Linked DNA regions of Mus musculus: region 1 is linked to region 2. A link is a loop called in an ENCODE intact Hi-C map of the cell type or tissue named here. Cell type or tissue: left cerebral cortex. All regions are shown on one strand. Links, peaks and the distances in the headings refer to the core of each region. The heading gives the core; the rest is flanking DNA.

The links. Hi-C counts contacts between places; a loop is a spot of excess contacts. Peaks named below come from ENCODE experiments on the same cell type or tissue, not always from the same donor. Only the 100,000 strongest peaks of a DNase experiment are listed, where the experiment ranks them.
Region 1: it touches region 2 in a loop (8-fold over the local background); 2 of 42 quality-filtered maps call a loop at or near these places.

The regions. Positions count from the first base shown.
Region 1 is chr19:56,445,826-56,462,077 of GRCm38, forward strand. It overlaps Gm46657 (a long non-coding RNA gene), which reads right to left and starts at 9,165. Exons shown (of 3, transcript XR_001782684.2): 1 at 8,889-9,165; 2 at 4,448-4,498. It overlaps Plekhs1 (pleckstrin homology domain containing, family S member 1), which reads left to right and starts at 15,812. Exons shown (of 13, transcript NM_001164263.1): 1 at 15,812-15,872. In left cerebral cortex, for the core only: a CTCF peak has its summit at 6,283; DNase peaks (open chromatin) are centred at 3,882, 5,231, 6,242 and 6,792; H3K27ac peaks cover 3,194 bases.
Region 2 is chr19:56,555,765-56,572,016 of GRCm38, forward strand. It overlaps Nhlrc2 (NHL repeat containing 2), which reads left to right. Exons shown (of 11, transcript NM_025811.3): 3 at 14,652-15,107. Among named protein-coding and RNA genes, the nearest start is that of Nhlrc2, 16 kb to the left of the region's middle. In left cerebral cortex, for the core only: CTCF peaks have their summits at 9,736 (motif pointing right) and 10,487 (motif pointing right); DNase peaks (open chromatin) are centred at 6,670, 7,909, 9,736 and 10,488; H3K27ac peaks cover 3,074 bases.

The DNA.
Region 1 (16,252 bases), core at 3,221-11,220, 110 kb before region 2:
TCTAAGTAGAAGACATTGTATTGCATATTCTCACTGGTTGGGTTCTGCACTGAAGCCTGGGTGCTTGTTCCTCCATTCCCACCTCCCTTCCTGCCTTTGCAGCCTCCCAGAGAGTGATTCTCTCTCCTCACTGCTGTGCCCTCAGGCCATAGATTGCTTTCTTGATGGACCTCAGGGACTGCTTAGGATCAGATGTTAAGTGGTTCTTTTGGATTCATAAGTCATGAATACAGACACACTAAGGACAATATTTGAAAAGTCCCAGCCAGCCCCTCACCACTGACGTGGACAGGGAAACTCCATTAGCTTGCAGGTCCATGCATCACACAGTATGTGATCAGCCAACACCTGAAAATACATGGTCCAATGCAAGGGGCTGCCTTTGATGTCACAACTTTTAGTTTATCTGGAATTGTAAATATTTACGCCAACACAGCTTTCAGCAAATTTGTTTCCAGCTTTTAAAGCCAAATGATGCCAATGGCATGTAAATTTAGAAGGGCTATAGCGCCAGACACACAAGACCAGGGACTTCCTTTTTTTTTTTTTCTCGAGACAGGGTTTCTCTGTGTAGCCCTGGCTGTTCTGGAACTCACTCTGTAGACTAGGCTGGCCTCCAACTCAGAAATCCGCCTGCCTCTGCCTCCCAAGTGCTAGGATTAAAGGCATGTGCCACCACTGCCTGGTGACAAAGGACTTCTTGAGCTCCAATGGTCTGACCTGAGCAAATAGTATGGGGGTTGTAAAGGGGTTGGAGAAGGAAGGGTTAATGACAGGGTGGGTCTGGTCTAATTCTAGTTTTAACTTCAGTTATGTAAAACAAATATCAGTCAGCAAAGCATGTGTTTTCTTATTTATTTATTTATAGCAAGGAAGCATTGGAATGCTTACAAATTGGACTCTGGGGCTGGAGAGATGGCTCAGCAGTTAAGAACTCTGACTGCTCTTCCAGAGGTCATGAGTTCAATTCCCAGCAACCACACGGTGGCTCACAAACATCTGTAATGGGATCCGATGCCCTCTTCAGGTGTGTCTGAAGACAGCTACAGTGTACTCATATACATTAAACAAACAAACAAATAAATAAAAATTGGACTCTGAGTTGGACCTATGATCTGATTTCAGCTGTTCCATTTGACCACATGTTGCCCATGTGATCCTTGTGTCTCATCATCTACATAAGAGGTAATAGGAAGATGAAAGGAAATTATGTAAAAGTGGGAGATTTAGTGAGACGCCTGCACAAAGATCATCAGTAAGCAGTAGACATCCATGACAGTGATGCTAAGATGCTGAGGGGGATGCTGCTGGTGGTAGTAACTGTCCATGTGCTGCCTCTGCCCCCAAACCTCTCATCTGATCATGTCTTCTAATCTGTGTTGCCAAACCGAAGTCTTCCCGAAGTGCAGGGACTGACTGAAGCGGCCAACGCCTCATGAACACAGCTCATTGTCCAATGTCATGTTACGTTGGGTGCTTTCAAATGTGACCGAGATGATGCTCACCCCAGAGGAAATGAGCAAGTCACCCCAGGAAAGTAGTTGGGGGAGCTGTATGTATCCAACTCTGCGTATAAATGGGAGCTGCCCCTCTGCCTGCAGACTCAGGGATAGGTTGCTGGAAGAAATACTTTCCATTCTAGCCTCTAGCAAAATGGAGGGAACAGGAAGGGAGAGGAGGTTGGAGCTGGAGATTCCTACTTTACTGATTCCAGAACTTTGGAGTGTCAAAACATCCTTAGTGGACTGTCTAATGCAGCAGTTTCTTAGTCTGGGCCACTCCCACTACCGTTCAGGTCTGGGATGAAAAGCAGGAATCTATGTTTAACCGCCATTACTGGCCTTTCTGATTCCGCCCTCCAAGGACAGCAGACTTGCTATAGATACTAAAGGGAATTTAGTGGTGTGTTGGTTTGTCAGAGACCATCCTGTGAGAAAGCGAGCCCTTCACAATCTCCCTGACAGGCCAAATGGCCTCGTGCTAGGAGCTGGTTATCACTCCCTTCTCCCTATTCCCTTCCTGGCACCTGAGGCTGTAAAAGCTGAATTATAGTCCCCTCTTCCCTATCTCTTCCTGACTCTCATGACTTCCAAGGACATGAGTTACACCTGAGCCCGGCCTGACACCCCAAGGCTGTTAAGGAGGATCTATGTTCCGGAGATAAGACGCAGAGTGCCTGCCGCCTGGAGCCTGACTTCGGCCCTCATGTCAGCAGATGCCTGCTTCTTTGTTCTTTGTAAAATTCCCCCTCGACCCCTCCCTATTCCCCCGCGATTGCGATGTATGCTTTAAAACAAGGCACCTCAGCATAATAAACGGAGACCTTGATAGGTACAATCTACTTGGTCTTCGCTTCTCTTTTCTCTTCCATCCCATTTTCTTCCAGGTTTGCGGTCTCCCTCACACCCATGAATAACTGAATCCCGTGGGACGGGATATTGGCTGTTTTCAGTCCTGGTATATGTCTGTTGGTTTGGATGTGAGATGGCCCACAGACTCTTGTACGTGAACACCTGGTCTCTAGCTAGTGGTGCTGGTTCCAAAGGAACCTTTGGGACACGAAGTCAAGCTAGCAGCAGAGGGACATTTATTATGAGATGCTGGCTTCAGCTGCGTGCTTCCTGAGCTGCCAGGGTGGCAGGTCCTGCTCTGTGTGCCTGCTGCTGTGCTTGTGTGCCTGCTGCTGTGCTTGTGTGCCTGCTGCTGTGCTCTGTGTGCCTGCTGCTCTGAACTCAGCTCTGCCTTTTCTGTCACGTGGGCTAAGATACCAAGATCGAGCCAGACCAGCCTCTCATGTCTTCCATTGCTTCTTGGCTGTGATGAGAAAGTACCCAACACAGTATCCTCTCCCCAGACCGACTGGCAAAGGACTCAGGGGGTTAACACACCGGGGAATTTTGAGAGTCTACCTAGGAATTTTAAGCTCAAGGCAATTTACTAAGAAGTGCTTAAGGCAGACATGAACCACCAAGCCTTCAGCAGATTAGCCCAGATGCACTGCCTCTCCAGGAGTCAATCGCTTTGGCAGTTTCTGCTAGACAAGAGGGGACCATTAATCTCCATGATACATCCTGATGTTTAACTTTTTAAATTATGTGCATGAGGAAGGAGGATGTGTGCACTTGAATGCAGGTCCTGAGGAGGCCAGAAGAGGGTGTCAGATCCCCTGGAGCTGGAGTTACAGTTAGAAGCCACCAACATGGGTTCAGGGAACCAAACTCTTATACAAGAACAGCGTGCATTATTAATCGCTGAGCCGTCTCTTCATCCCCACTACTAATGTTTTAAAAGAAATCTCTTCTTCCTGAAACAGCTTCCACAATTAACTAGATTAGTGTTAAGCAGAGAAGGAAACAATCCATTCTCAAGTGTTTTTTTTTCCTGAGGGTTTAGAACCTGTCCTTAGACACTTGGGGAAACGCTCTCAGCTCCTGCAGGTTACCCTGCTCCTCGACTGCATTAAGTACAGACAGTTTTTAAGTACCAAGATGAAAGAGATGAATTCTTTTGCTTTTGGGTCGCTAGTTATGATGTTGCTTGACGTGAGGACACAAGCTTTCTCCTTGAGCATGCATGAATTATACAAATATTTGCAGACCAAAGCCCAAAGAGTAGCTTGTCCCAAAAGATGTGAAAAAAGGACACAGAAAACAGCTTCTTGCTACACAGCAATGGCCTGTTAACTGGAATTAACTAGAAATTATTTGCCCCTCCGTTTCAGCAAATGTGTTTAAAGAACACTGTGCCTGGGTTAATTTAGAGTTTAGCATGCTGGCAGTGATGGCAATGCCTTTCTTCAAAAGCTTTGTGGTGACACTCTTTCTTTGTCATAGTTAAAAATAAGGTTTCCAAGGATATGTGTACATCTTAAGAATTGCTATATTGAAAACCCTTTTAATCTCCCATGCCGCCCACGTGGAATGGAGAAAATGTCTACTCAGTGGTTGTTCCAGAGCCTGGGAGCTTCAGAAAGCCAAGGCAAGCAAGGCATAAAACTGGACCAGTGAGCCATGTGGCTATGTCAACACCTGGTTCTAGTGACCACGCGGAGAAAGGCCGAGTTGTCAGACAACCCCGGCTTCAAGTCCTAACTCCACTGCCCCCGTGTCAGATAGCCCAGAGGACTTGTAATTATCCCAAACTTGCTTCTCCATCTTAGAGTAGAAATTATTCTGTGTACGACCTCTTTCCACGGGTCTTGTGAAGAGTACATGATATAAGGAGATGAAGCACACAGCACACTGCATAGAACCAGAAGACATTCAATAAGTGTGTTTTACGCCAGACCTTATGACAATGCGTGACACAGAAAGGACCTCTGGAAAGGGAGGTGGGAGAACAGGTCATAGATGGATTTTGACATACAGCGAAGGCACTTTCTAAGGATACTGATGTCCATGCAAGAAGAGAAAGGCTATGGAGACAGCAGAGGGCATTCACAATTTACCTGAGCTGTGGAAGAGACTCCTGTAGAGCTTCCAGGCAAAGTGCAAGCCGCCTAGAGAGAAAGTTGTCATAATCAACATGGGGTCACTTTTGTCAAAGTCAGATTGGAGATGCGTCAAAACAACAACAACAATGAGAGTTGGAAATCTTGTGCATGTATTTCTGAAATCAAGAACTATGACAAGAGGATCTACCAGCCATTTTACACAAAGGAATCACAGTCTTACACTCTAACCTAGCAACTGCCTGTCCAAACTTGGATGGACGCCCCTTGCTTTTGGTTCTCCCAGACATGAATAATTACTTGTCTCCCGATGATTATGTAGCTCTGGCATTTTACGGTATCCCCCTTTGCTCCTCTATATACATCCTTGATTTCCTGTGGATGTGTAATTTCATTGCAAGATTCATTTCCAAAACAACTTCATTGTCTTTGGAGAAGCTCTTTCTGTCAATCAGGTCAACACCAAATAAATTTGAATTTCAGATAGATTTTTATTTTAGGGTGAGCACACACCGGATATTGTATGGAACTTTCCATGATCTTAGTTTGGTCTGTTTTGTTTTGTTTTGTTTTGTTTTGTTTGTTTTGTTTGTTTGCTCATTGTCTAATTGCTACTGTTACTGGTTTGTTTCTGTGTTTGTTTAGCTGAATCTGGTAGCCCTGGAGCGAACACCACAGAACATTGCTCTAGCGTTATTGTCTCTCACCCAGTTGTTGGGAGGAGCCAGGGAAATAACTTGAAGAGAAAAAGCTTTTCAAGCTCCGTAGAAGTATACACCCGTAAGGACTCATTTCCGTTGGTGGGTGTTTTTGTGAGAATTCTGACTCATCAAGCAAAAGGCTTGTGGGGTTGGGGAGGGTGATGAAAATACCTAGTTTGGCTTCTATAGACCACAAGGAGGGGACTCAATGTGATGGCTGGCCACCACTGACACCTTAGGGTCACCAGGGAGCCTCTCTGGTGTGGATGCTAAGCAGCACTTCCTCCCAGCTGAGCTTGAGGCTGCTCTCAGGAGTCTGTGTTGTTCAATCTGTGCACAAGGAGGTGGACACCTGGGGGGCAGGGAATGGAGAGATGAGGAGTTGGAACTTAGAGAGGGTCTGTCCTGCAGGGAGTCTGGATAAAGGGAGATGGGAGCAGGAAGGGGGCAGAGGAAACATGTGATAATGGATACCTTCAGCCAGCTCTTGTTATTTAAATTTTAGAAGTTACAGCTCCTGCACCTAAGACTTGGGGAACCTTGAGGAAGAGGTTCAGAAAGAAGATGAGAGTCAGAGAAGCAAGATGCCTGCTGAGGCTGTGTCTCCTCAGAATGTCAGGGATCTATGCCCATGCAGCATCAATAGCATGGCTGCCTACACAAGTGGGAAACCAATCGACGAGCCCACATGGAAGGGGGAACTTGTGTGGTACCAACCCTAGACAAAGAACCATGAGCAACTAAGGGATGCTGAGGGTGGGAAGGAAAAAAATGGAGAGAAAAATGTGTTGACCAATAGTAACTGGTCAGTTTCGAAGTCATATACATATTAGCAACGTTATATGGATTGCAAACAATGGTTAAAGAAAAGGGTTCAGAGGTCATGAGTATGATATAGAGCAGGAATGGGGTGTGGGAAAGTTTTGAGGAGAAAGGGGGAAAGGGGAAATGATGTAATTATATTTTAATTTCAAAAATGTTAGTCTTCTCAAACAATGTAGGCATGGTGACTAATACTTGGCCAACTTGGCTGATCCAGAACTGCCAAGAAGTCATGTGACTGGGAGTGTCCGTAAGGGATTCTGTAGACTAGGTTCACGGAGGTGGATGCCTTTAATATGATGAGCACAGTTGCACAGTCAGGAACCCTGACGACATGCAGAGGGAGCTAGCTGGCTAAACTCTTGCGTTCATCTGCCTTTGCCTCCTGACTGGACAGAATGGAGCCAGCTGCTGGAGGCTCCTGCCCCCTAGACTCCCCTAGACTCCCCCTCTCCATGGTTGACTGCACCCCCAGAAGTCGCCAGAATAAACCCTGGAGTTGTGTTTGTTGGGTTTTTGTCAGCTATGAGGAAAGCAACCAATACAACAAGGACAGAGCACAATGGCCACATTAAAATCAGACTTGGAAATGAACTACAAGGAGTGGATTGGGTTTAAAATACCAGTAAGAAATGCTGTAGTTCACCAGCCAAGTCCCTACAACCACACACCCTGTGGGAAAAAGTTCACTCCCATTTGAGGGTACAAAAAAGACCAATCTGTGACTGGAAATTAATGTGTGGAATGGTTCACTTTCAACTCAAGCAGCTGGCTCCTAATTTCCTCCCTATCTTGACAAGGCATGTGGGGGCCGAAGACCAATTTCTCTTTCAGAAATAAAGACAGGAGATGTGGGTGGTTACATAAAAATGTACCCAGCTTATTCTCAGCAAACTACAGTTCCATGCAAATTCACCATTTGTCCTTAACTATCCATGACACTTGAAAAGAAATGACCATATATGTAGTATAACCTGTTTGTGTATATTTCATCAAATATTTCTTGGCCGATATGTGGAACATTCTTCTGTTACTGGGGATATAGTAGAAAATGAAACAATCTTAGCCCTTGAAGAATTTGTATCTGGTCAAGAACACTGATAGTTAATACAATTTCATGTACCAGGAAGTATTGAGTAGTAAGATCAATAAGATGCAGAGCCTATAAACAGTGAGGTGGCAGGCTGGGGAAGATCAGCCAGGAAAGGCTTCTCTGGGGAGATTAATATGTGTGCAGGAAGCAGGCTGGAGAGGGAGGCAGCGCAAGCAGTTAAGGGCAGAGACCTTGAGGCAGCTCCCACCAGACCTCTGTGAGAAAGAGCAAGAAACTCAGGAATAACGAAGAAAGGGGCGTTGATAGATAATGCAGGCCTTTCAGCCATGTGAGCGCACTGGGTTCACTGTCATGAAAAGGGAAACCTTAGAGATACTCAAGCAGGGGGTATAGGTGTGCTGTGCTGTGCTGCTGCTGAAGACTCCCTGGCTAACAGCAAGGAGACAGAAATGTGGAAGCAGAGGTCCAGGTGGGAGGTTGTGGTGGGAATAGCTTAGGTGAAGGTAGGGTGGAGCACAGCCCTACAGCTTAGCTGAGGGTAAGGTGGAGCACGGCGCTTAGGGGAGGAGCGTCATCACTCAGGTTTGTGCTTCTGTCTTCCTCCTCATACTGAGGTATGACTGATGTATAAAGTTATGCAGAGTCCATGTACAGAACACAGCGAGTGTGGAGATAAATATGTCCCCATGAGACCATCATCGACATGGAGCTATGCCTTATCTGCAAAGCCCATCTGACAGAAGACACCTCCCAGGTGTATGGCTACACACGTAGATGGAATGATGCTGGCCCCTGCTAGCTCTGTCATGTCTGCGGGAAGGAAGTGTGCACAGGGTAATCGTCAGTATTTCTGCAAGCTGCAAATGTTCAAGGTGCTCACGAGGTTCTGCAGGAGAGTCTTCCATTAACCCATTATCTGCTTTCCCCATGACAGTGTCCAGTTTGCTGTGCTCGCAAACGACTATAAAATCAGAGACTTAAAATGACACAGATGTGCTCTTGGTGACAAATGTCAGATGTATAAACCAAAGTCCTCTGCGGGTAGGTTCCTTCCATAGACTCCAGAGGACAATCTATGCCCTTTCCATATGCTAGAGGATGCCCACATTCCCTGGCTCCTGGCCACTCACTATGTCTTCCAAGTCTCCAGCAGAGGGTCTTCTCTTCCTTCCTGCCATGCCTGCTGAATAAGCCTGGCCCTTCTTCCAGTCTCCAGACCCTTTAGTTTATGTTTTTAAATTCCCCTTTGGCCATATAAAGTAACAGACTCAAGTTCTGGAGACTGGATACAGACCTCCTTCAGGGTGAAACCATCATTTAGCCTAGGATACACTTTGTCTTCTTCATCCTCAAAACATAGGTTGAGTGTGGAATCGTAAGCCCCCGTTGTACCAATGTCTTTATCCTCACCACTGAGTGCAGACTGGTCATGTGTCTAATTAACGCTCCTTTTGCAGCCCTATGTGTAGTTCGTGGTGATGAGACAGCCAATCATATCAGCCAGTGTCCTTTGCCCATTTGTCAGTAGCTATGTGCTTCTGCGTGGGGAGTACCTCTGCCTTCCAAAGCCAAAAGTTATCTGTGCCGATGAACTGCTGTCTTACTGATGATGTTAGCTGGAGGCGTGTATAAAAACACCCCAGCTCCCTCAATATGGGATGGACTAACGCTAGTACTTGCCTTCCCCAGATCATAACCCCTCTAGATACCTTCATTTGACCCTCCAGAACCCCTCTTCCCTCTTGCAATGGCCCTCAGAAGATATATGAGTCTTTTCTCTGATTGACCCGCTGCAATCAGACTCTCATTTCAACACCCCTTCACAAGCGGTTCTTCTAAAGTCGGCAGGACATCGTCTTACCAAATCCAGGGGTCTGTTCTCAGCCTTGGCTCAGTCCTCCTTTTGGTGGCAGAGGACATGGCTGACTTCTTCCCCAAATACTGCTTCTCTCTGAAGTCCTGCTGCTGGCTCTTCCATATCTGCTCCTCTGCTGACGTCGCCCCATCCTTCCCACTCCCGCCTGTCTCTGCTTTCTCCGTTCTGAACATGGTTTGACAGTGACATTGGAACTTCCTAGAGCCTCGGCTGCAACAGTGTGGTACTTCTTCCCTGGCTACAAATCTCCTCAGAACCTCCTCTCTCCTCTGATTTCACCAGGCCTAGAAATGGTAAAGCTTGCAGGTAGTGAGCCCCGGTGTTTCACCATGCCTGACTACTTCCTGTAATTCAACTGACTTCTTTGTAAATACCCACTTAGTAACTCTCTCCTGTGTCTACTCTGAGCCTAGTGATCTTGACAAACACATTGGGCTTTTTGTTTTTTTTTTTTTTGTTCATTTGTTTTTTCTATGCATGTGTCTCTCATATTCACCAACAGAGAATTATATGCCTAATTTTTTCTGCTCCCACTTTGCTGTTATACAATTCATACCAATAAACATTAAAAGTCAAATATTCCTTCCTTTTAAATGTAATCAACTGAAGTAGATTATGATGGCTAATTTTGGTTGTCAATCTGACATACTTGAGAAGAGGGATTCTTAACTGCAAAATCACCTCCATCAGATTGTCCTGAGGACATGTCCATGGGGGCATTTTCTTGGTTGCTACATTGATGGAGGAGGGTACCATCCCTAGGCAGGTGAGCCTGGGCTATTACACAAGAAAAGTAGCTGAATCGGAGCCTTGAGCAAGATGGTGAGCAGCATTTCTCTATGGTTTCTGCTTCAGTGCCTGCGTGAGTTCCTGGCTCTACTTCCTCAGTGACAGATTGTGACCTGTATGTAAGCTGAAGTTAACCCTTTCCTCCACAAGTTGCTTTAGGTCATGGTTCATCAGGCTAGAGCAGAGCTTGAAAGAGATTAAAACATTGAAGAAAAAATAAAACACATTTCCCAATACAAAAAAAAAGGACAGAGGAACAGAAACACAATACAAATTGGATTGTAATATAATTTTATGGGGATTTGTCTGGTTCCTCAAATTTATGATTCATATGTTTATGTACAGCCTGACCTCTCTTCTGTGGGTCCCAGAAACGAAAGATGGCCAGTTTTGTTACGTTCAAAGTTGAAAGCAAATAAACTAGGCTGCTCACGCCCTGAGCTGTAGGAAAATCCCATCACTGACTCACGAAAGCCAGAAGTCGGTATGCATCCTGGACAACGTAACAGGCAGTAGGAAGTAAGCTTCGGTGTGGGGACCACTGCTCCTGCGGGCATCTTCCTCCTCTCTCTCTCTGTCTTTTGTATTGTGAACTGACCCTTTCCACTGTCCACCAAGACCTCACAGCTCAGGGCTAACCACTGACAATACAAAGACTTAGGACAAGGGAAAGAGAGCCCAAGTAGAAGGCTTCTAGCATCCCTCCTGCCTCCTGCATCCCTCCTGCCTCCTGCATTCCTCCTGCCTCCTGCATTCTTCCTACCTCCTGCATACTTACTTCCTAGCCTCCCTCCTACTTCCTGTATCCCTACCTCCTAGCCTCCCTCCCACTTCCTGCATCCCTCCTACCTCCTTCATAATTCCTCCCTCCTATTCTCCCTCTTACCTCCTGCATCCTTCCCAGCTCCTGCATCCCTCCCACCTCCTGCATCCCTCCTGCCTCCTAGCATCACTACTATAGCTGTCTCCTGAGTCTGAAATCTTCGGTTCACCCTTTAACACCTGTCTCCATCCTCTACCCTCATCTTGGACCCAAATGCTATTTCAAAATAAAGAGAAGCATGATTTTGGCACTCTGTCGATCTAAGAGTTGTCTTCGGCATCTCTGTCCTTTCTTTTATCAACAAATCCAATATTAAAATGAATGTGTGTGTGTGTGTGTGTGTGTGTGTGTGTGTGTGTGTGTGTTGGTGTGGTGCTTAATAGGGAGGATATTATTACCTTTCTTATGCTTTTTTTTTTCTGTCTCTAAAACCTTTATAGGCCACAGCCAAGGGTCATTCACAACCCTATTAGGGAACAAACAAACCAAAGCTCTTTTAGGGAGCTTCAGAAGGACTTTGTTCCATCTCCTGGACACCCACATGGAGGGTGAGACACCTTAGTCCAGTCCCTTGATCTTCTTGTTGCCAGTGATCTGGCCTGGACTGCCCAGTTCCTGCAGCTGCTCTACTTTGTGGGGACAAGTGGTAGGAGCTGAGGGCCTTGCATACAATCTACCACCTTCCTTCCCCCCGTGTTGCTCTACATGAAAGATTCCCTCAAACATCTTCTTTCCAAGAACTAACTGCCTTCTTGTTCAGCCAGCAGGACTCCCACCCAAAGAATCCCCTTCTTGTTTTCTTTATCCAGTCATCTCTTTTTATCTTCCTTCTTTAATCCCCTTTGATTCTGCAGGTCATTGGAACGCTCTTTGGTAAATATACTTAACTCCTTGCCTCTTTTTGTTCTTTTGTGACATCTCCCTAGGAAATACTAGCCCAGATTGGAGTCACCCTGCCCCCATGAATTTCCTGTCTCTGCTCCTGAACCGAAGATTGCCACACATCAGACAAACCTAAACCTTGCCGCTTACCACGGTAACCCTATGATGGTGCTAGCATTGGGAGAGGCAGAGGAAGAACAGTTCTGAAGAAGGACCTCTGAGAGCCCTGAAATGGGGTGACCGTGTGTGTGAATAGAGAAGTAAATGGAAGGGACAAAGAGAAGTGACCCTTGCGGCTGAGAACCAGGTGAGAGCAACCTAGAAACAAAGTATAGAGGACGTTAGCAAGGCTTGGCAGACTGCCATTGCCTTTTTGAGTAAAGACTTTGGTGTCAGGCTACTATATATGTTATCAGCCAATGAGAGGACAGAAACAAGACCTGCTGCTTGCCTGCTCCCCCTCTTCAGTGGTTTTCTTGTGCAAAGCCCAGACTAGCTCATCAACTTTTACAGGGGTAAGGAAATGGCAGCTTCAACTACATTTCAGCAGCATAGCTGGCACATCAAAGGAATGAGGAAGGCCAAGAGTCTTGATGCCTCAGAGAGGATAAAGAGATAACCGGGTTGAAATGAGGTGATGGGAAGAGTAGCGAAGCTAGGGAGGTGCAGTCACAAAGGGAGACCAGCAGTTTATAAGGGTCACACAGACATAGGTCGTTTCAACGCCCCAGGGGTGGCCATGGAGAGAGGAAGGAAAGGGAAGTAGAGATGAACTATCACTGCGGTGTTAGACCTCCCTGGCCCAAGGATCAGTTCTCCAAAGTTCTTCATCTTTTCTGTTGTCTGTGTATCCATAACACAGTGACTGGCATCCAACAAGCATAGCATTACAGAGTGTGGGAGGCACCACAGTTTGCTGTGGGGTGGTCGGTTCAATCTCAGTGGAGTGTAGGGTCTCGTGGAGGATGAAATAGTCGTCGATTAAATGATTAGACAAACACAGGTAAAATGGTAAGAGTGAAATGTGCTCCCAAGTTTGCATAGGATCAGATGGTGTCCTGAGACCCTGCCTCTGACTGAGAGATAAGAGGTCCCTGGGAAGTGTGGTTCAAGTGGGACCTGGAAGATGGGCTGGTCAGGGGAGATGTTTAGGAAGAGTAAGCTAGAGAGTGGGGACACTGTGGATTTGTAGAGAGAAGACCATCATAGTGTGAAGACCATGGTGGCCAGAGTGCAGAGATCAAGGTGAGAAAAGGCTTTGCTTCTGTGGTCCTTCCTAGAGGGAGGCTGGGAATGCACAGTGACTATTCCCCACCTTTCTGGCTGAGACCTGACTTTATTCAGATGACAGTAGAAAGAACCAGGCTAGGTCTAAGCCAATGAGATTCCATTTCCTCTTGGTTCAGAGACTGGCCTTAAGGTGACATGACCAGCCCAATCAGATGTAACAGGAAATCTTCCTCCAATATTGTAGGAAAACTGTTCCTTCCTGATGTAGAAAGGACTTGCAGGGATACTCATTTCCCACACATCCCTTCCCTGGGACTTGTATGCTGTTTTGTGAAAACATGTTACAATGGCAGACAGCTCTGACCTAAACAATCAGAGCTACAAAGCCAGTGTTAGAATATCACCAAGTGACTCTTGACTGCTTTGCTCAGACATTCAGCATGATGTCTGACAAATAAGGTATAGGCCACTCTGATTTTTCTCATAAATGTGCAGGTAGAAACAGTACAACTCATAATGCCCATCAGTTTGGTCACGAGACTCATAAGGTCATAAAAGCACTTCATCTTGCCAGTTGTCTTCACATTAGGACATCACCAAATGGGACAGATGAATTTTGCACTGGTTTCATTTTTACACTATCTCTAGGACACGGTGTGTAAAGCCTTTTCTCATCTTACCTCTTTTAGTTATCTGGTATAGAATAGAGACGCAGTAAAGATGGCCCACAGTGTGGTTGATGTCACTACTTATTGGTGGCATCAACAGGGATGTTTTCTCCGCAGGGACATTGAGCATACACGTGTCTTGTCAGCTTGCATACTGGTGAGCCCTTGGCTTTGGATCAAGGGCAGAATCACACTGTGGCCTGAATGGGTACTGGGAGTGCTTTGAACCAGGACAGAAACGGGACCATGAGAACCACAGATCTGGCAACCTGCCTGGTTAGCCTTACCAGTCGGTAGCAGAGCAGGTCAAAAGCTGAGAGAAACTGGTCCCAACATAGATCTCACAGATTTCGGGCTACAGAAGAGCACATGCCAGCCATAAGGTCACCATAGGCTGGAGTTTCATTTCTGTCACTGGCTGTGTGGCCTTTAGCAAACTATTTCTTCTCTAAATTACAGTTCCCTCTTTTTGAAATTAAGAGGGTTAGGACTAAATGATATTCTGGGTGAATTAAATCCCTCCCCGTAAACACTAGATATTTCCATTTAGTACATGCTGCTGAGCTCTGTTTTGGTGAAGGAGGAACAGGAAGAGTAATTTTGTGACAGAGGCCTGTCTGTCGTGCATTTAGCAGATTAGTTGTCTGAAATTTCAAAGACGCTGCTTACTTGCAAAGGTATTTGACTGGCAGCCTTGCCTGTGTTGTTGGTAATGATTAATAAGGAAAAACACCACACTTCTGTCTTCTGGCATGTTTCCGGCTATCTCACAAGGTTAGTATTTGATGCCAGAGGCAGATTTCATTTTCATTTTCTACATTGCATCTATAGTACAAGTAGCTTTTCTTAGGTACTTATGGGATATACTAAGCAACTTCCCAGAAAAAAAATACTATTACTGGAGAATAAGAACAAATGTGGGAACATGGTGGGATAGGTAGATGGACAAGCAGACAGACAGAAGATGGAAAGATCATGGGTCTGTCATCTGTTTTATTGTTTTAAAGGAATAAAAATCATAAAGTAATTTCCTCTTCCTCTGTTGGTTAGGAATTGTTACCACAGTGACAGGCTATCCATAGCTCTGCAGTTCACAGTGGAGACCAGCACAGCTGTTGAAGAACTACTTAAGACACTAACTAGTAACATCTGCACAAAGACCGGCTGTGAAGCCACAGAGAGTTTCCAGGTCTAAGGTATTGACTGTATATCAGGAAATATATTTCAAGAAATGGTTTCTCCTAAAACAAACAAAGCAAGTTCTGTGCAGCAGGGGGACAAATTGATTCTGCATGACTGGAGCCCAGAAGAGTTGCCAAAAGGAGAACCAACAAGGCCTGCCTCCTCTGTGTGGTGCAGAAGTAAACAATGGAGGAAGAGCCCTTGCCAAAGGCTAACCAGTACTGTGTACTCCGCTTTTCATGGGGAGCCTTATGCTTTAGGGAAGGTTCTGTAAAGTCAGGATTATCCATCCAAAGGTGGGCATAGTGGCACACTCCTGTAATCCCAGGACTCAGTAGGCTGAGACCGGGAACGCTGTGAGTTCAAGACCAGCCTTGTCTACCAAATAAGTTCTAGGCTAACCTCAGAAACAAAGAGACTTTGTTTCAAAGAAAAAAGAAAGAAGAGAGAGACAGAGACAGAGAGATAGATAGAGACAGAGACAGAGAGAGACAGAGAATTATCCATCCTATTATGCTGATGACTAATGATATCAAAGTCTGAAAGACTACAATGTTAATGAATATGTGGCAAAGCTGATAGAAGCTGAGCTACCTCAGCACTAGGAACAAAGGTAAAAGACTATGTCCTTTTGTTTCTAGAGGTAACAAGATGTAACAATGTAACAGTGATGTAACTCATTAGCACTCTGCCATCTCGTCTACCTATAATATGAGTTTAAAAATACACGCAAACCCCTTAGCTGGCCAATACTACTGCACTGGTCAAATGGCAACTGTTTGTGTATGTTTCTTGCTTTGAAGGGGCCATGTGCTGGACAGCATGCCTAGTCCCTCCCTCCACCAAAGAAACTGCTCCATCATGAATGAATTTGCCAATATTCCTGGAAGCTACTCGAAGGAATGAATGTATTAGAGAAGCCGGGCTTTTGTTTCCTAGTTGGGTACAAAGCAATTCTTCCTAAGGAAGATGTGTTGGTGAGATATGGCTGGGTGGGAAGCAGAGAATTGTTTCAGTGGTAGTCACTGCAGAAGGTCAAGGCTAGGTTAGCATTGTCCTCAATAAGAGTCATTGTTCCTATGGTCCAAAGTCTTGCAGGAATTTTTAAATTTTATTTGCTTTTTTTTTTTTTTTTAAACCAGTTACCTGGAACATCAGGTGTAATGCTGTGCCAAGCCACAAGAAGAATGAAAGCCCAGGACTTCCCCTTAGGCCCCAGTTTCCATTTGTATTGGGGACAAAAGTAAAATCTTCCCAAGGCATGTTGAGAACTTCCTGCTGGTTCACATTTCAAACAGAGCCGGTACTTAATCCACCCTCACACCAGAGCTCACAGTAAGCAGGAGGAGCTCTGGAGCCACACGGTGCAGGTGCAGAGAACTACCTGGTGACCTGGTAAGTACTCGCGGACTGTGACAGAGAGTCTGGAGTCCCAAGGTTGTGGTGATCCGGGAGCTTGTTAACGATTGAGCAATTGCCAATTGGGAAACTGGAAATTTTCCAATTGAGCAGTCTTGCTATTTTAGGCTTTTTCTTTCTAATCTTCTAAGGCTGTAGAACCAGAGGGAAATGGGACCGACCTCTTGGCATCAGACCTATGAACTTCCAACTGGCATGACAATAACAGGCCAGGGTACAAATGTGAGCTCTTCCAGAGTGAGATGGAAGAGCTAAACAGATGGGGAAGGGGGGGCATGGGGCGTGTCTGCTTATTCGGGGCCAGTGACAAGAACTATAAGAAAAACTGGAAAGAGATCGCATCCTCTGTTCCCTGT
Region 2 (16,252 bases), core at 3,169-11,168:
AAAAAAAAAAAAAACAAAAACAAAAACAAAAATACACAAACCAAATTTATAGCATAAAGAACTAGAAAAAGAACTAACTTCCATGAATTTAGCAGAAGGCACCAAACAGTGAAGGTTGGAGTAGAAAAAAACAGAATAGACAATAGGAAAATAATTGAAGCTAATAATTGATTTCTTGGCAGTATCATTATATCTGACAATGTTAGCTAGATGATTACAGTCAGAAGTGCAGGTGAAGCTAGCACTACTCGTTTCATTGAAATAAGGATTAGAAGAGCACATGGAATTGTGTGCCAGTGATGAAACGGAGCTGTCTGAAAGCACAGAGCCTCCCAAGAGCAAACCATGAAGAGACAGCGAGACCTTGGCAGACCTTTATCAACTGTGTTAGTCACTGCAGCCGAGTCACAGCAATAGCCAGACCTACTGCAGGGTGAGTGGAAAGGGGAAGTTGACATGCGCTCTCTGGCTCCTGTTCACTCTCATGAGGGAAGTATGATATTATACTAAGTACAATAACCAACCTCTCTCTCACACACACACAGAGATTCCACTTAAGTGAGTTATCTAGAATAGTCAAAAATCATAGAGATAGGGGGGAAAATGGCGTGGAAAGAGACTAGTAAAGACTTACTGTGCAACAGACTAAGTTTCAGGCACTCTGTTTGAGGTAGGCTCTCATTCTTAGCCCGGCTGGTTTAGAGCCTACTTTTATCCCAGGATGGCCTTGGCTTTGTGTCTGGGATTTTCAGGTTTGCAAGCTGAGGAGGTCAGAGATGGATGGTGGGTGGAGGTGGATGTCCAACAGTATGGTTGTACTTAGTTCTCTGTTACATTAAAGGATTGTTACGGCAGTAAAGTTTATAGACAATAACCTCTCTGAGCACAAAACTGGCGGCATGTGGTGGTGCATGCTGTAATGTCAGCACGTGGGTAGTTGAGGTAGGAAGGCGCGTGACAACTTGGAGGCCTGCCTGAACCATAGAGTGAAATGCCATTTCTAAATGGGGGCGGTGGGATGCTTTATTCTGTTTTTACTTTTAAAGTTAACATTATAAAGACAAATATTTGCTCTTTGGGAGAAATTCAGTTTGTTTATTAGCATCAAATCCTACCGACTAGTGAGATCCATTTGTTAGGTATATAGACAGTTTTATGAGCCAACCGTAAACTTGAAACTGGCCATAGGAGAAGTATTTATACCATGAAAGTCAACAAATGCTACAAATCAGGAAATTTTTTTAAAAAATGCTGTTTTTGATCATTCCATCAAATCAAATCACTAGTTTGCAAGCATACCATGGGATATCTTATTCTTAGACTGTTTGACTGTAGAACAATTACTAACTGGTGGGTCATGACCCCTTTGGGGGTCACATATATACAGATAGCCTTCATATCAGATATTTATATTACAATTCATGACAGTATTAGAATTACAGTTATGAAGTAGCAATGAAATAACTTTATGGTTTTGAGGGTTACCACAGCATGAGGCACTGCATAAGAGCCACAGTATTAGGAAGGTTAAAAACCACTGCTGTAGATGAGTAATTTGTGTTTCTGCATTTGTCTATTTTGAATACTGTTTGTGGAATAAATTTTTAAGCCTTGGAAAATACTTTGGGAAGTGGTCTCAGCCTTGTAATTTCAAAGAAATATTGCTGCAATAATAAGCTACCACATGAAAATCTGGGTAACACAAAAGTTTCTTTATTGTCAGAAGGTAATTCAATTCATGTTGAAAAGATATCTCGGAATCATCAGATGGAAGTCGAGTCGGCTGTTAGCAGGTTAAACTTGCTTGCTTACAGACGCCTTTCATGTCTGAGACATTTGTGAACATAGCGGAGCAATGCTGTTCTGTCCTGACGGTCAGCAAGCACAGTCTAAATCCTAGTTCACAGGATGCTCAGCAAAGTGAAGGATTTCTCATGAATTCAAACCCAGAGTAAGTAAGTAAGTAAGTAAATATATAACAGCTTTCAAACTCAGGCCTGCAATAGTGGCCCATATCATTTTTGTAATAGCATATGAAAAAACTATTTTAAACAAACAGTAAACCCTGCTCAGTTGTAAAGAGTCACTCTAACGCTTAAATATCGTAAAAGAGATAACTCTGCCCTGAGGTCATTAGTCCATAGTGATTCAACGTGTTTATATTAAATTGGTAACAGTCCAAGTGATTTCTGCTTGCTACATGAGAGTTTCTAAGATTTTAACTTCTTTATGCTGTTACCTCAGAAGTATATTGTTATAATACTCACTTAGGACAGTGGCTGTTAGCACAGGAAAAGTATTCTTGATTTATACCAAAGCGTTTTCTTAGCTTTGCATGTGTCAGTGTCATTTCTAGGTATATTTAATGCATAACTGCATCAGATTTCTGTTTTGTTTTTCAAGGCAATGTTTCTCTGTGTAACAGCCCTGGCTGTTTTGAGACTTGCTTTGCAGACCAGGCTGGCCTTGAACTTAGAGAGATTCTCTTGCATCTGCCTCTAAAGTGTTGAGATGCACCACTGCCTGGCTTGCATCAGAGTTCTCTTTTAAAGGCTGAATATTTTGTTACTGTCGGATGAGCATTAGTATATATTATGCAGTATGTGAGGCCTTACCTGTTTTACACTTTAGTAGTCTGCAGGACTGCACCTCTAACTTTACAGTATAGTAAACCTTGAAGTGAGTTAAGTTTAATTCATTTTGAGTCAGTTTCCAGACCACCCTCAATGGCAGTATAGAGGACCAACCAGGTGAAGACTCAGGCTTGGAGTCAGAAGATAGTTGCCGCTGAGGCTCCAAGTGATTACAGGGCAGAGCACAAGCAGGATCAAGACAGGAGCCAGCTGTTCAGGAGCGGTGTGGGGAGACCAGATGCAGGGTGCCAGTCCTCTCTTGGTGGAGACACCAAGCGCGCACCTCCTCCAGCGTGGACAGAGACACATTTGGCACACAGTCACCTAGGGAACCTCCCACCACTTAAGTTCATCTCACATGTTTTTAGCAGAGGTGCTTATGGGGGCAGCTTCTTTTCTGTGGCATATTCCAGAACATCAGACTCCCAAGGACATGCTTGTTCAGCATGAATCACATGACTTATACACAGTGTAGCCGTGGTGAGCCACTCCACCTGTGGTGTCTCGAGTGGTGGGAACCTTTCCACATCCAGGTGCCGGGCGAGAGCCTTTACACAGAGGCCCTTCAGACGGTAGGGTCTCCTAGTTAACTCTTATCTGTATGTAGTTTACATTTTCTTCTCTTATCCTACAACCCATCTAGTTATCAGTCTGTGTTCTTAAATAGGTGAGCTCCTGTGAAAATATTGGTCATTTTATGGCATGTTTTCAGGGGTTTAGTCTGATCAAGAGCCTAACGATTTTTTTTTTCTTTCTGTTTTGCTTCTGGTCTCTGCTTCAACTTAATCTTTAGTGGTCTTGATTTCAGTATTTCTACTACTTTAAGTACAAGTACCTATTGTCCAGTGTCTTCTGCCCATGGGACCCTTCTTCCCCTTGTTTCAGCCTGCCTAGCTTTGCCCCAGGTCATCTGTGGTAGTTTTGCATGGTGGTGGCAGGGCGTGCCTGGGTGTATGTGTGTGGAGGCCAGAGGTTGACCTCAGGAATCTCCCTCAGCCTCTCTCCTCATTTGTTGGGGCAGGGCTCTTGGTAAAGCTGGTGCTCACAGATTGGCTGGACTGTCTGGCCAGAGTCGCTGGGGTCAGCCTGCCTCCATTTCTCCTGCTGTGGCAGTGGAGCTGTTGTGTCAGCCTGCCTCCATCTCTCTCTCCTCCGCTGTGGCTGTGGACCTGCCTCCGTTGTGTCCTACTTTTTACTTGGGTGTTAGATCTGAACTCAGATCTTCTGCTTGAACAGCAACACTGCCAGTTTAGCCTTTTCTCATACCTTTCTCATGCTTTTTAATACTGTAATGTATACTACATGTAATGTGACACTGTAATGTCCCTGTGCCTGAGATGGTTTCTCTCCTTTTTATAAAGTTATGCTTGCCACTTAGGGCACAGGTTTTACTTTTTAAAATGTATTCAAAAAGCCTTCAAATAGTTTTAGTTCACAAATTAGACTATTGTGTGGACTACTGCTAAACACTTTCTGTTGCAATGAATTCAATTGATTTTGTATGTGTTTATCTTTCTGTCTTATACTGTTCTATTGCTGTGAAGAGACACACTATGACCAAAGTAACTCCTATATTTAAAAAAAAAAGTCATTGAATGGGGGTCTTGTTTACAGTTTTCGAGACTTTATCCATGATCACCATGGCAGTAAACTGACAGGTGTGGTGCTAAAGCTGTAGCTGAGGGATCTACATCGTAATCCATATGCCTCCGGCAGAAACAGAGACACTGAGCCTGGTGTGACACACCTTCTCCAGCAAGGCCCCACCTCCTAATCCTTCTAGTGCTTCCCAAACAGTCCCATTCTCTGGTGACTAAAAATCCAAATATTTGAGCCTGTGGGGACCATTCTCATAGAAACCAGCACACTTTTCTTCCAGGCTTTTGGAATGATTTGTTTAGAAGTTACATGTTTGCTAAGGCTTTGGAAGTTGTCCCTCTCCTTTCCTCCTTCCATTGCTGTCTTCCCACTCCTCTTTGCTTTCCTCTCCTGTTCCTTCTTGGTCTTCATGTTCTGATTCTTATGTTGGAGTTGCAGAGGGAAGAACCTTCTCATTGTACTTGTTATGACCCAGCTAATAGAAAAAGCAAACTAGTTCAAGAAAAATAGGTGTATATTCTAAGACTCAGAGCTAAAAAATGAGAAGAGATATTTGATACTTGTCTATATATGAATCAGTATTTGGACTGTGTGATATATATAGTCATCTTCATTCTGCTTCTTACATACTAGTGCCCTTGACCTGTAAGGCGTATATCCAAAGCCTTGTGGATATTGCTCACTCTCTGTAATAACCTATGAGGCCCCCTTTTTTATTAGTAAGTGCGTATCAGATTATGGCCTTAAGTAATATTTGCAATTTGAGATATAATAGCAAGACTAGCACAGGTTTCTTTTTCTGTCTTGATGGATGATGAATAAATATGCATTCTTACCATAGATTTTATTTTCATTCCTTAAGTCAGAATCTCTCACCTTTTCACTGAAAAAAAGAAAAAGAAAAAAATATATGGCTTCTTTATTGAGAAACATAAATTGCTAGCATTACTGTTCCTGAGCTTTAGGGCCATACAGAGTGTTGGTTACTTGAACACAACTAATACAACGACTAGGTGGCTAATGTGGGTAGTGTATTCAACATGATCACCTTGAAAGGGGGATGATAGACACGAGGTGGGCTGCAGTGGGCTGATATCACACTGCACTACTCAGGAGGGTGTGTGGTCTAAAACATGAATAATTGACTTCTGTGATTTCCTATTCCATAACTTTAGACTATGGTTGATTTTAGATGCTTAGAACCATGGAAAGATGGGAGAAGAGGGCTACTGTAAGGATATACTGAGGAACCGAAGGAAGCTACAGCACCTTGGGAGCCGCAAACGATACGGAGTTGTGTGGGGCACTGATTGTGGGGAAATAAGGGGGTGGGAGACCTGCCTCGTGCCAGAGCTTTGGGGCTCTGGGTGGGTAGATGCGGGGTACTACTACCATGCGCTCTCTGTGCCACCAGAGTGGGTGTCTGGCTGTGGGAAGCCGGTAACCCCAGTCCCCGGGGGGTAGAGAGGGAACAGTCCAAGATCTCTGGGCTGGCCCAGAGACAACAGGTTCTCAGTCTTGGACATCCCAGATGCTACTGTGTGTCGCAGAAGAGCTGAGAACAAAGTGAGGGCCCCAGGGGCAGCTCGGTCAGTCCGGGGGCCGAAAGGAGAAGGGGGCAGGGGGATAAAAGGGCGCTGGGCTGTTCCCCTTGGGTGAGAGTCTTTGGTCCAGTCTGGTGGCTGGAAACACTAGGAGGCCTTCCTGTGGGAGATGGCTCTTTAGGGGAAGGCCTCTTTCATTGTTCTAACACAGAGGGTCTTGGTGAGCAGAAATGTTCCATGGTTTGAGAAAGAAAAAGAGAGAAAAAGAAAAAGAAAAGGAGAGGCTGGCCATGACCCCATGGAGAGAGAGGAGAAGGGAGGGAGAGAAAGAGAGCGGAAAAATGAGAGTAACAGATAAGAGCTTAAGAGAGAGAAGAGGGGCCAAGCAGCCCCTTTTATAGTGGGCTGGGCTACCTTGCTGTTGCCAGGTAACTGGGGAGGAGCATACCTGGTTATTGCCAGGTTAACTGTAGGGGTGGAGTCTAGCCAGAATACCAGGAGCTCGGGACATTGTCTACATGACTGATAGTCACCAGATTGTGGAGTTGAGGACTCATGGTGTCAGGCGTTTGTGTCTGGGAAGGTGGCTCCCTGTCCCATCTCTTGTAGAGTTTCCTGCTGGGTCTCCAGGGTAAGCCTCCGCCGACCAGAACACAGACTGCCTTTTGAGTCCCGCAGAGCTGCTGCTGGAATGAGACTTGATCTTCATATTAAGAACAGTGAAGGATTTTTTGCAAGATAGTGATACAGTCATAGTTGTGTGTTTTTAAGAGTTCAGTCTGACTTTTAGGGAGATAACTCATTATGGATAAGACAGGTGTGGCAATCTGCAAATACCAGGGTCAGCAGGTAATGATGTGCATGCGGCAAGATGGAAATCAGCTCAGCAAGACTTTGCCGGTGTTGGTTCAGATTCTAGAGTCTGATACTGGACACTTTATTTTAGACATATTCAAATACAGAACGGTTTTAAATAAATGCTTCCTGGTAACAACTGACTCAATCCCACGTGAACAATAAAGCTTAAGGCGTGACTGCATTAGAACTGTTTTGTAAAGTACATGTGACCTCTTCCATAAAGATGAGTTCTACAGCTTAAGGGCCTAGGGGAGAACCTGGTGTATCCCAGTCATACAGATAACAAGGTGGTTACCAAGTTATAAAGTACACGTGCAATAGAATGGGTTCTGTTGACCGAGGAACAATGTTCACGATAAAGGTCTAGGGAGGAAGGATCTGGGGAGTTCGTATGTGGCCTGGCCCTATAGGTAGCACAGATCACCAGGCTGCTAACTGCATCTCCTCCCAGCCTTCTGTGTAGAAGCAAGTAGACATTCCCCCTGAGGAGACAATCCAGCCTGTCTAACATCCCTGCTTTCCCTGGTGCTTATCTGTGAGCACAAGGCTCTCATGCTCTCTACAGATGGGTACAGACTGAACAAGTTGTAGGGGTTAAGATCAATAGGGCTTGGTCATGAGTTAAACATGGATGATGAAGGCTGCCCATGGGTTATTACAGAGACTCTGTATCTTGAGTTCTTGCTTATATAGTTGGATGTATAATAATGCAGTTCTATAACAAAGCACGAGAGAAAGTGCAGATTTGGAGGGGAAGCTCATGAGGTTAGTTTGAAGTATCTTTGATACTTGCCTTTCAGTCTCCATATAACTTCAATTGCATGTAGAATAAGGTGTAAATTCTGACCATGGCTTTGAAGGCCGACCATTTCTGGGTATTTATTCTTACTGTCTCAAACTTCCGTCGTCTTTGTATGTGCTGGTTTCTCTCCCTGAATCTCCTTCACCACTCTCTGCCTCATTTTAACTTCTCATCATTGAGGTGTCACCCCTTCATCATTTCTTTGGGAAAATATTGAGATATATTGATTAGGTGGAAGGTAAGTAGGAAATAGCCACCATCTACTTTGATTAATATTATTACATCTATATAACATGCAGAAACAAGTGGGCTTAAGTTGTGGGTTCCTCCTTGAATTTGGTGACTTTTGAATCATTACTGTTATTTATTCCAGTGTTTGCACTGTCCCAGATCTACCCAGTGCCTTGCCCACCAGCCGCCTCCTGTGCTCTTGCTGTTTTTGGAGTACTTCCTTCTCACACCAGAATATTTCTAGTTCCTCCTGCGCTTTCACAGCCCATCCCCAAAGTTACCGTTTCTCCAAGGAGCTCATGATTCCTGAGCTGTCTTTGGTTTTAGTTTAGTCCCTCTCAAAGACTTAAACAATTATGGAGGCTAGTCTTTCCACCTGCCTCCCACAGAAGTTACTGTGTTCATTTGAAGGGCAGGGAATTCATTGTTGCTGTTTGTATTTCATTTTAGCACCCTTGCCATCTTTGTAGCCTTTTTGTGTGTGAGTGTATGTGTGCCTGTATGTGTGTGTGCACGCGTGTGTGTGTCTGTGTGTGTGTGTGTGTGTGCACACGTGCGTGCGCGTGTGCGCGCACATACATCCAGGTGTGTGTGGAGTGGATATATAACAACATGGCTTTCACAGTGAAATGGAAAGGTTGATCATTCGTGCACCTATTTATTTCTTTACCTGCTTCTGCCTTGTACTTTATTTCATTTCTTACTACTTTTTCTCTTAACTAGAAAGTGGTGTACATTTTGTGCATAATAGTTCACAGTGTATATACAGTGTAATTCAACCATTTTCCTGTATGTTGGCTCTAAGGTTGGCTCAGTAGTTACAATGACTAATTTTGTGGAGGGATAGGTTTTCACATAATGGTGGACTAATTAAGGGTCATTTCCTAGAAATGAGAGTAAAAGTCATTTTGCTGCATATTTCTAAATTCCGCATTCTAGAGCCATGTTCACTTACATTTCTACAAGCACACACACAGAGAGAGAGAGAGAGAGAGAGAGAGAGAGAGAGAGAGGCAGAGAGACAGAGAGACTATTCCTACTGCTTCAGAGAGAGAGAGAGAGAGAGAAAGGCAGAGAGACAGAGAGACTGCTTCAGCACTGTGTTAACATTTACCTATCTAAACATCATTCTATAGATGTAACATAGCAGTTTATCATACATGTACCCTTTTTTTCTATTAAGTTGATAATTGGTTATTGTTTGCCTCTATGAAGGCTATTTTGAAGTATTAATTTTATGTTCAAAGTTGCTAAATCTTTTTAATTGAATCTCAAGGATTTTTCTGGCATACTAATTATATCACATTACATGCAGGTATTTGTAATTCTAATGTCTTTGAGTAATTCTCTTGTGTAATTGTGTTTGCTGTCTCCCTATCTGTACCTCACCTCTTTGTCAAGTAGTAGTAGAGCTAGCAGTTATCTTTGCCTTGTGCCTTACACTTACAGCATTTATATTTAGCATTTATTGATACTTATAGCATTTCTTCATTAAGAGACTCATTTTTAGACTTGATTACAGTTATTTAATCAACCAACAAAATATGGAAGACTTACTTTATGTAAGTTATACACATGATGTTAAACAAAATGTATCTGTGTTGTTTCCAGGCCTGAAGGAAAATGGAAGCCACCTGTAAGATTTAATTTCGTCAACTTGATAGACAGGATGTGGGATTATCTAGCAGACCAGTCAGGGCACGCCTCAGGGATTATCCATATTAGCACAACTGAAGTGAGGAAACACTCCTTAACTTTGAGGGGCAGCATCCCATGAGGCTGGGTTCCCCATGAATTAGGGTTCCTCATGAATTACTGAATTATAACCTTGCAGGACACCAGTATTTGGTGCTCTTTGCTTCACAGCTGGATGCCTCCCACTCCTGTCAGCAGGATTTTCCTGCAGTGGCACACTGGACCCTCAGACTGCGAGCCACAGCAAACCCTTCTTCAAGTCTCTTCTTGTTGACGATTTTGTCATAGCAACGAGAAGGGTACCTAATACACATGCTTTAAAGTCTTCCCCTGACTCCCAAACAAACAACCGTATTTGACTCTGCATCTCACAGCACCACCAGATGGAGCACCATGGCCCTCACATCACGTGGCCATCAAGACATAAACTAAGCTCTAGTTAAAGGTGCTCCTGATGCAAGCTGAAGACAGGGACAGAGGCAGCTTAACCAGCACCAGAAGAACAAGTCAAGTGCTTGGCAAACACAAAACCAACTCCTGGTTGGTTTGCTAGTTTGTTTATTCGTGGGCTTTTTGTTTCATTTTGTTTGTTTGTTTTCTCCTTTTTTCCCTCTTACTGCTTTTCTGTTTTGGGTGTTTTGTTTTTTGTCTATATTTTGAGAAAGAATGTAAAATTGAGTAGGTAGAGTGGTGGGAGTAATTAGAGGAAGGGAAAACATAATAAAAATACATTGTGTGAAAAATGTTAAAGAAAAAATAAAATGCAACAGTTTTGAAAAAAAGGAAAAAAAAAAGTAGGAGTAATTCTGAAGACTTAGAGCACAAATAGGTCCTAGTAAGAAATCCCCAATACCAAGCTTAAAATGTTAGCACAGGTTTGGATGCCCTAGTTCTAGCTTACCTTAAATGTTCAGGAAGGACGAGGATGGAAAGCGTAGAGAAGTCTGCTTTGGGACAAACATCAAATACACAAGCAGGGTGTGGTTCCTCTTAGATTCGGCCCCAAAGCGAAAGAAGGAAATGAAAGGGAAAGTTTAGGATCCAGTATGAAGGAAGGAGAATTACAGCCAGCACCTCCTCCATGAGTGGTGTCCATAAATGAAACTGCACAGAGAGCAGAGCTGTCAGAAGAGGGAGCTCTCAGGCTAGGAACCTGGTTTATAGGATGATAAGGTGGTCATAGCCATGCAGAACTACAGGAAAGAGAGTGTGTGGACATCCTCACTGAGAGTCACAGACTTAACAACTGTGTTCCTTTTTGGAGTAATATCTTCAAACAACACTTAAGACAAATGAAAACCAAGTTGGATCAGAAATACTAAAATTAAAAAGAAAAGAAGAAATGGGTATTGATTGACTTCAAGATTGTATTAGAAACGAAGTCTGAACGACAGGATGTAGAAGGGAGGATGACTGCGTGTAACGATGGAGTCGAGACTGCAGCGAAGTCGAGGGAGGCAGAGAGCTCTAGTGGGTGAGGCTGAGCCCCAGAAGACCAACAGTGCAGGGAGAGAGTGAGCGACTCAGAAGACAAGAGAAGGAGGTGCAGCGTGGGACTACTGGGAGAACCTCAGGAAAAGCCAACCACCCAAACTAATACCTGAAATTAGAATAGAAAAAGAAACCTAAATAGGGAAAAAAACAAAACAAAACAACCCTTCACTCTTCATCTTAAAAGGGCCTATAAGATACCAGGGACTATTAACCCAGAAAAGTCCAAAGAACAGCTTAATAAAACTGTTAAAATTACAGACCAAACCAAAAACGTCTTACGAGCTCCAGACTCACAAAAGCATGTGCATTAAACTTACTGGAGTTGTCCCAATAGATTGAAAAGCCAGGCCACATAAAGCCACGTTTCAGCACCCTGAAGGTATACAAACCAGGTATGGTACCCATTCCCTCTCCAAGCATCAAGGCTATAGCAAGCAGTGAGGAAGGTGAAGGATTCAGAGGGCGTGTGCTGCACGTGTGCATGGATGTCCCACAGGGGAGCTCTCGTCTCGTTCTGGCTGAGTAGGAAAGCTGCCCTGGACAGATAAGGATGTCCTGTGTACAGATCGGAGCTGAGATCAAAACTACACTGTAAGTAGAGGTGTATTTGATGGCCAGGGTTTGTTCTGAAAAAAATGGAGCTGATCAAAGTAACAAAGAATGAGGACTTACTGTAGGAGCTGACTGACCAGTCTGCAAGGGGCTGTTGCTTCTGTTTAGTATCTCAGTGGCAGATGGAGCCATGGATACAGAAAGACAAAGGAAAGAAGGACAAACTAGAATCCTTGTAGGCTCTGCTTTATTTAATGTGACTAGCAAGTGCTCTTTATTGTGGAGCAACACATTTCTGGACCATAGGGTAGAGAAGCTGGGGTTCCCTGGGGTCCCTTCTGAGTCTGCTGAGGCTTTGTGTGTCCTTTGTGTCTAGCCTGGCTTACTCCCTTCAGCTGTGTCTCATACGGAATATAATCCAGCCTCCTATAACTAGATGACCCCATGCATGTCTGCATATTTACTCATGTGAGTAATGTACTGTATTATGTATATAGATTACATCCCGCATGTTTCCCTATGGGACATAATTGTGAAGAGTGATATTGCTAATTTCTTTTGAAATTTAGAGGTTTTTTTTTTTTTAATTTATGGTTAAATTGGGTGAGAGTTCACTGTTGTACTGAGTACTGTTAAATTCCTTACACAGATTGTCCCTTAATTCACTTAACCTAGGGAGTCATTCATGATGTTTCCCCATCCCACAAGTGAGAAAACTGATAAAAGGTGAGCAGTTTGGCCAAAGTCTCAAATCCTTCCCACTTCTGCCCACTCCTACCCTTCCACTTCCCAGGCATCTATCTGCTCCTCAGGATTTTCCAAGATATCCTTGGTTGTTTAGTTGTTGCTTCTCAGCAGTTTGATCGTGAGCTGTCAAGGCATGTTTTCCTCTGTTGGGTCTTAGATGCTATGCTGGCCTGAAGTTACGTATACTAATTCCTTAGCTAGAATGAGAACATTAGGCATTAATCAATGTTTGTTTTGCCCTGATTTCTTCTCTTTTCCTTTTGGATTCTTGTAACTCCTTAGATGCTCTAAGCTGATCCCAAGTTGCCTGAAGAAGTGTCTCTTTTCACTCAGTCTCCCAGTGTCCTTTCTCTGATGTTACCTCAGGGCTCCTGGCCTTTTCCTCTGCCACCAGTTTGCTAGTGAGCTCATTCAGTTTCTTCGTTTCAAGTAGGTGTTTTCAGCTCTGACATCTTCATTTAGTTTTTCTTTTATGGTCTTATCTGTTTGCTTATATTTCCTGTCTTTTCATTCATTTCATTTGTATTTTTCTTTTACTTAATGAAACATGATTTTATAGCTGCTTCAAGTCTCTGCTGATTGAAATTATTTTGGCATCAATATCTTGTTTATTTTTCCTTTGATGATTAATCATATACCCTTCTTTATGGTGTTTGTTTAAGGCAGGATCTTACTGTGACTCTGAATGACTGGGCACTGGTTTCAGGTTATATATAAGACATTGTATATAGTATACAGTTGTATACATTGTATACAGTAATTTCAGACTATATACAAGATATTGGAACTTTGTGATATGTGGAACTTGGGTTCTATTGAAGTCCTGATAGATAAATTTAGTTTTGTTTTAGTAGACATTTAGCACGGTTACTTCTGATTATAAGTTCCCATCTTATAGGGCCCACCTCCAGCAGGAAGACAGGACATCAAGTGAGGGATGGGGTTGCCATTCCACAGTCACACCTCTGACCCATAATTGTTTCTGTCTGAAAGAATTACAGGGGTGGAAATGGAGAGGAACCTGAGGAAAAGAAGGTCCAGCAATAGGCCCAAAGTGGGATCCAGCTCAAGGGGTGGTCCCAAGGCCTGACACTATTAGTGAGGCTATGGAGCACTCACAAAAAGGGACCTAGCATGTCTGCCCTCTGAAAGACCCAACAAGCAGCTGAAAGAGTCAGATGTAGTTATTTGCACCCAACCAATGGACAGAAGTAATAACCCCTGTTGTTGAATTAGGGAAGGCTGAAAGAAGCTGAGGAGAAGGGAGATTTTGTAGAAGGACCAGCAGTCTTAATTAATCTGGACCCCGGAGATCTCTCAAACACTGGACCACCAAACAGACAGTATACACCACCTGATACGAGGCCCCCAACACACATACAGTAGAGGGCTTCCAGGTCTGTGTTCATTCAGAGATGAAACACCAAATCCTCAAGAGACTGAAGGCCTCAGGGAGTTTAGAGGTCAGGTGGAGTGGGGGTGGGGGCATCCATGTGGAGATGGGGGATGGGGGTGGGGGCATCCATGTGGAGATGGGGGATGAGGGTGGGGGCATCCATGTGGAGATGGGGGATGGGGGTGGGGAGGAGGTGTGGGATGTGGAACAGTTGGAGTGTGGATGGGGGGAATGGAATATGGAGTGTAAAAAATGAATTACAAATAAAATTAAATTTAAAAATATATTTATTTTTAATGTATGCGCATTGGTCGTGTGTGTGTGTGTGTGTGTGTGTGTGTGTGTGTGTGTGTGTGTGTATGTGACTGTGTGTGTGTGCGCGCGTGTGTGTGCGCACGCACACCACATGAATGCAATGCTTCCAAGACAAGAAGAGAGCACTGAATACTCTGAACCTGGAGTTGCAGATGGTTGTGAGTCACCATATAAGTGCCAGGTACCCAACCTATGTCCTCTATGAGAGAAGTAAGCTCCTAACCACTGCACCACCCCTCCAGCCCCTCTGCCCATCTTCTCTACTCAGTAATTCAGTTCTTAGTGCTCAGAATTTGCTATGCATTGTTGGTCTTGCCTTATGTATGTGTAGTTTGGAGACATGTGAGTTGAGACAATAGTATTTTCACTGTTTCTCCACACTCTGGCTTCCCTGGTTCTCTGACCAGAATGCAGTGGGGTTTCAGTTGGAGTGTTAGCCACTCGAGTGGCTTCAGCTGACAGCAGAGCTTTTACCTTGGTAACACTGGCCCTACCTTCTGTGGTGCGCCTCCCTTGGTTGAGTCCTTCCATTTTCTTTAAAAGTTTTACCTGAAAATGTAGAGTTCTAATCCTACCCATGAATGTGATCCTGTGTTTATGTTAAAATCAAGATTGTCTGAGATTTAGATTGATTAGTTTTGTATATACTTCTTTAAATACAATTAAATACATTAATCTAGTTGTTTTTTTAATCTATAGGTTTTTTATATTAATAAGCGAGCTCTAGTGTATGGATAATTATTTTCAGATTTTCCTAATGTCTAACATGCACATCCCCTTTTCAGATGGCCTTCTGATTGTCGGTGTTCACTCGGCTAAGTTTCCCAATGAGAAGGTCCTGGACAACATCAAGAGTGCTGTCCTCAGATACAACATCACCCACCCTGTGGTTAACGATGCAGATGCCAGCCTTTGGCAGGAGCTTGAAGTCTCTTGCTGGCCAACACTGGTCATACTGGGACCCCGTGGAAACCTGCTGTTTTCTTTGATTGGAGAGGGACACAGAGATAAACTATTTTCATATACGTCTATTGCTTTAAAGTATTACAAAGACAGGGGACAGATCAGAGATGGAAAAATTGGAATAAAACTCTTCAAAGAGTCTCTGCCACCTTCACCATTGCTGTTCCCTGGCAAAGTAGCAGTGGACCATGCTACTGGTCGACTTGTGGTGGCAGACACAGGGCACCATAGGATCTTGGTCATCCAGAAGAATGGGCGCATTCAGAGCAGCATTGGAGGTAAGGTTTGCTCCTGCTCATGCTGTTTATTGATGAGTCTGTCATATCTTTCCGGTTTAAAAATAGCTCAAGTGTATATACAAAGGCAGCCCGAATTGCCCTGTGACTTTATCACCGAGTTATTTTGTTATTTAGTCTGTGTGTCTGAGTTAACCTCCCCGTCCTCTTCAGAGCAAACAAAACCCAGAAGCTTCACGTCAAAAGGAGATCATTATGTTATATCATCTCTTAGGTGTATTTGTGTGCTTCATCCTGTTCTTCAATAGAAGGGTCACATTTATTTGTTCACGGAAATATATACCAAGATTTTAGGTCAATGACATTTTAAATTCGAGTTTCATATTTTCTTCTATAACAAAATATGTCCATATAGTTTTCAAGACAAGAACTCAGGACAGTGAGCAAGAAACCTGATATTTACACTGTAAAGTAAACAGGCTAGGGTTTGTACATCCTCTTACTTCTCTCTTGTTTCACCCTTAAGAACCCCTCCCCTTTCCATGCAAGCCCAGGCCATCTCCTTTCATAGCTCCCTGCCTTAGATGAGAACACGCCTCTAGTTTCTATCTGCACGATCAGTAAAATCCCCCAAGTACAGTCATACTAATCTGCTTATCTGGGCTGAACTGACACAGCAAATTAGACAGAGGGAAAGCCACCCCTTGTATATAGCCAATCCCACTTGATAGCATAGGACACACTTTACCTGTGGAAGTAGATTAAACATGGTCCTAAGCTATTGCTCATTGTGTGTGCTGAGATGTTCTCATCTCTTATGTCATTGTTTATGGTTTTTATTAGAGTATGTGCTGTTTTGTGAAGCTTGTTTGTTTGGGCTACTTGATATTTTCAGTTTAACAGTTATGACAGTTATTATTTGAAAAATGTCTTGAATTTAACTGGTTTTGGCTTTGTGATTTTGGTGTATATACATGCTTATGTGAGTCTGTGTGCTGATACATGCATAGAAGCCACCTTACCTTTTGAAACGGTCTTTCAGTGAACCTGAAGCCTATTGACTTGGCCAGGCTTGCTAAGCACTGAGCTCCAGAGATTTGCTTGCTTTGTCCCTCTAGATGCAACACAGGGCGTTGTTGTTGCTCTTATTAAGACAGGGTCTAACTGTGAAGTCCTAGGTGGCCTGG